2 separate regions of the Mus musculus genome follow, and region 2 is linked to region 1. Evidence: chromatin loops called from intact Hi-C (ENCODE). Cell type or tissue: heart. All regions are shown on one strand.

Evidence for each region. Peaks named below come from ENCODE experiments on the same cell type or tissue, not always from the same donor. Only the 100,000 strongest peaks of a DNase experiment are listed, where the experiment ranks them.
Region 2: a loop joins it to region 1, with 3 times the contacts of the local background. A loop is called at or near these places in 2 of 42 quality-filtered maps.

What each region holds. Positions count from the first base shown.
Region 1 is chr11:110,250,644-110,253,143 of GRCm38, forward strand. Abca6 (ATP-binding cassette, sub-family A (ABC1), member 6) reads right to left here and starts at 1,133. Exons shown (of 39, transcript NM_147218.2): 1 at 929-1,133. In heart, no CTCF peak of the experiment used is centred here; a DNase peak (open chromatin) is centred at 1,048; H3K4me3 peaks cover 475 bases.
Region 2 is chr11:110,164,766-110,167,265 of GRCm38, forward strand. Abca9 (ATP-binding cassette, sub-family A (ABC1), member 9) reads right to left here. Exons shown (of 39, transcript NM_147220.2): 2 at 1,132-1,277. The coding sequence starts at 1,227. Among named protein-coding and RNA genes, the nearest start is that of Abca9, 2.1 kb to the right of the region's middle. In heart, no CTCF peak of the experiment used is centred here; a DNase peak (open chromatin) is centred at 1,196.

The DNA of each region.
Region 1 (2,500 bases):
AATTTACCTCAAATGCATTCTCTTTAAGCTATGTGGAGGGACGGGTGACGGTGATGATAGGGCGTGGTTATCATCACACTTCTACAATAAAACAGAACATTCCAATGGGGGGGGGGGACGCCATTAGGGTGCAGAACACATATAATAATATTTTAGATCAGAATTCAATGATGTGAATAAAGTAATCTCTTGGTTTCACCCCATCAACACTCATTTTTGTTCCTTGCATTTTAGGAAAAAAAAAAAACTAAACAAATCAACAACAAAATTTTGATTGCTTAAACTCGCCTGAATGATAAATTCATCGGATACAATCCCAGTGAAATATGTTCATAATACTTATCTTCAGATTTAAATATAATAAAAATTTAACTGAATAACTCTTACCAGAAGAACTGAGCTTTAAAATAATAATCAATACTCGAAATTACTTGATTCTGACTCACCAGAAGAATAAGGCTTCTCTCAACTTTGTAAATAGAAATGACACTCAAAATGCAGAAAGCAAAGTTCAAAATAAGTTAGGAAGGAAGGAAGGAAGGAAGGAAGGAAGGAAGGAAGGAAGGAAGGAAGGAAGGAAAAAAGAAAGAAAGAAAAAGAAGAGAGAGAACATAGTTTTACCCAGCAATTTTTCAAATAAACAAATTTTAAAACCCATTTTAGTTTTCATGATCTTTCAATTTAATCTTTCCTAAATTTACATGACAAAATGCAATACAGTTCTTTCCTTGGCTACAATGGAAGCAAGCTAGAATCTACAGCTGTATTTTCGAAATAAAATTCGGTTGGGGCGGGGGAAATAAAAATTAGCTCTTAAATCACTTTAAGATACTTAAGTGTCTACAAACCATCTGAATAACAGATTGAACTTGGCAATATCCACCCATTTATTCGGCAGAGCACAAAAACAGCAGTAAGCTTCACTCACTACTGAGGAATATTCGCACTCCCGGAACAGGCAGGCTTCTTTTCCTAGTGCATCCCTTTGAGCACTTTCTCTCCTTCCGTAAACATTTCTTAAGTAGGTGGCTGCTCTCCGCGGTTCCTTTGCACACTGCTTTCCGAAAGGGGATGTGGTCACTCCAGGCTGCACATGATGAATCTGTTTTGTTTTCTGTGTCCTCTCTCTCTCTCTCTCTCTCCTGGGAAAACCCTGTTCTGTGATTGGTTGAGAATAAAACAAACCCTGTGTCTGTTCATTCACCCCCTTTCAACTCCGGAAAAAATAAAGCAGATAAGGAAAACTTGCTCAAGCCCTTCAGATATGATGAGATCAAGATTGGAAAGAAGACAAAAAATCAAAATAAAACAAAACAAAAACAAAAACAAAAAAAAAAAAAAACCAACCCAACAACAACAACAAAAACCCTAGAATAAAAATGTTATCTAAGGACTTGTATGAGAAATACAAGTTTTCATGATTTCTCACTCTGCATAGCTAAACATAGACGTCAGTTTTCAATTTGGCAAACTCACACTAACTGGGAAAAGTTGCTGAAGCTGGGAGTTTCTCTTCTTTTCTATTTTTTCCTTTAAAGGTAAAGCAATCCCTATCTCTGCCTTGGAGATAGTCTGACGGTAGACAAATGAAATACTATTTTAAAACATGTTTCTCCTACTCTGGTCACAGCTGTGTGGGATTTTATGGGTTAAGTACATTAATAAAATAGATTTATCTTGTGACTAAAATACATAAAAGATTTCCAATTTTTATGCACTAATACTAGCCTACCTGAACTCCATTCTGTCCTTGCTGCACAGTGTATCTGAAAGGCACTGAAAACTTTTGACCCGCCACAGCAAATGTCAAAACAGAAAAAGCGAAGTCCAGGAGTTGAGAAATCTCAAATATTTGTCAGGACTCTTTTATCCACATGTGTTACTAAATCTAAATCAGAGAGATGTTCCAGAGTATAGGGGACAAGTTTAAGACAGTAACAGTTCCAGCCATGATAATATACTTGGCAGTTAATTCTACTTTTAAAAGTAGACACAAGTGAAATAGCGTGCCTTTTATCTTGAAAACTGTCAAAACAAACATGTTAACAAGGGTATTCTAAAGGCCTCAGGACTGTAGGGGGAAAATGTCACAACACTTAAAAAATTTGTTTCGATAGTAGAACGAATCTTTTGAAGTAGCCTAGAATATAATTCAGATTTCTATTAATTTTATTGCCATAGTTGTTTGATTCTTTATATTCTATTTTTTGGTAGCTAATGCTTAATGAAAAGTTCTTTCTTAGAAGTTTTATATTGTGCATTTAATTGCTAGGGTTTTTTTTTTAATTTCTTGTTTGTCTGTTTTGCGCTCATAAATTACATCCTAACCCCAGTTTCCTCTACTTCCACTCCTTCCAGTCCCTCCCCCACATCTCCCCTCTTCCCAAGTTCTAGTCCTCCTCCATTTCCCTTCAGAAAGGAGCAGGCCTCCCAGGGATAGCAATCAAATAGGCCATAAAAGTTCAGTAAGTCTAGGCGCATGCACTCATAGGCTCAGCGC
Region 2 (2,500 bases), 86 kb before region 1:
TTATGATTTCTTTGTGGTGAGTGTTTCCCCCTCCCCCAGCAAAATGCCATTATCTTTATAAAAACAATTACATTTTTATGGCATCTTTAATTATGTTTGTGCCTGATTTCTAAAAGACAGACATTATATCAGTTTACAGTATACGACATGATATTTCAATAGACATCTGCTTTGTAGAGTGGTTAAACAAGCCTCGTCTTGCTTACATGCCCCCCCCTTTTTTTAATGAAATCACATAGATTGAATATTTCCAAACATGAAGAAAAATCAACAGAATATTGTTGCACACACCAGTGTGTGCACTTAGCAGATATACATCTACATCATTGTAATCTATCTTTATTACTATTTAGAAATGATTACAATTTCTCATTTTGTGCTTATCGTCACTTCATATATTTGGGGTAAGATGCAATAAATATTTCCAAAGTATCCGTTTTGATTCACACTCATGCCCTTCAGCACTGTATATATTTAAGCTAAAGTCCTTTCCTTAAAAATCACTTTTTCCTCATATATTTTTCCTGATATATAATGTCTAAACATTAAGTTTGCTTCCTTTTGTGTTTGAAAATTCACACTGGTGTAAACCTCAGTGAATGAATATTTTTCTTGTTGATGTCACGTATAGTCCTGAGGATTTTTTGGGGGCATGTAAATACAGAAAAATGGGAGACTTCCAATAGTAGGTCACTGTGAAAGGTTTTTTGGTGGGTTTTTTTTTTTTTTTTTTTTTTTTTTTTTACCCTTGGGTTACATTCTGAAGTAATTATGGACTGAAGTTAGCCTCTTTGATGTTGCCCTAAACTTCAGTGTCTGTGCCTTCATGAGGCCCTAATTAACCCAGATGTTAATTATTAACTCTGTAGTATAAAGACACAGCTTCATTTTACAGGGCATTTCTCAATATGAGTTCTTTGAAAAAAATTTCTAGGAAGAGATATAATGTTACATATTTAAAGTTTTTGTTTGAAATAAAATAGTGGCAAAGCCCAGGACTTGAAAAGTTCAAGCCTGTTAGTTATATCTGTGGCATATTAAAAAGCACTGGTTCACAATTATCTTGGTATCCCTGAGAAGATATCCTTTCCCTTTTACTAACTACGAGAACAGGCAGATGTGGAACCATACCAGGAGGGTCTCTCTTCTCATCCTGAACTTTCTGAGCCAGTTCTTGCAGAGAAGCGCCCACATTTGCTGACCCAGTCTCAAGTGTCTCTTCCTCATTTTGACTTGTTTGTTTTGTTAAAGGACATCAAGGAAGTAGATGTGAAAGTCTGAAATAGAAAAATGTTGTGCAATCAAACCAGAAAGAAACAGCTTAACAACTGGTCCTAGTTACGTGCCTAAAGAGGAAGGATGCCACACATAGAAAACAGAGGGAAGAAAGGGGGGAAAGAGAAGTTGGCAAATCTATTGAAAAAAATTAAAAAGGGGAAATAATTGAAAGAGAGTCTTTTCTTCTATGGAGTGACTTCTCGGAGACTTTAACAATGTCACATGCTGATGCAGCCAAGCTCTCAGAGATTTGTATAGGTTGTGTACCCTGCTCATTAAGTTAGTTATTACTAATTATGATTGCTACTCAGCAGAATTCCAACAGTCAGTCACTGCTGCTTCTGGGTCTGTATCCTTACTCAGGGACCTGTACTAAGATGCTTGCACACATAAATCATGCTAGCAGGGCATGAGAGAGTGCATTTTTACAAATGTCACTCTGTAGGAATTAGAAGAGTTGCATTGACACCCATTGCTCAACCTAAGAAATCTTTAAGGATATAGTATCAATTAAATCATGTTTTTTAAAAAAAAACTTGAATGATATAGCAGTATAATTTATATGAATTCACACTATGAGCAATACATGTTTCTCAATACACCCTGGAATAAAAAAAAGATCATTATCAAATACAATTTTAAAAAGATTATCATTAGTTATAATTGTCATTATCATTTGTGGGAAATAACGATGAAGGTCAGATATGAAATGGGACTTATAAGTCAAATTAAATAAACAACAACAAAAAAAGAGAGAGGAGCTTTGTATGTCAGGAACTCAAAACCATGGTTAACTCACCCCTCTATTGATCTTTTATAATTGAAGTTTGAAAAACTCTTGGAAAAGCCACTAAAAAATTACCACAGGTCAATCATTTATAAATCCAAGGGATAAAAAATAGAAATTCTGGATAATTTCATATTTCTTCTAGCTACCAGCTATATAGATGTATAAATATTGTTACCAACTATATAATTGATCTCCAAGCTGTTACAGTTGGACACTGCAATGTATACTAAACTATATTTCCAACTAAGAAACTGATACTGTGGCAAGCCTTGGTATCTAAAAGCATAAAGATATATTTTCCAAGTGGCAACTCTTCTTTCTTAGATAATTAAGAATATACATGCAGGAAAATATTAATAAGTAAATGTGGTTATATAATCTAATTGCCATGCATTAAATCATTTGTTCCTGGCTGTTAAGACATTAACATTG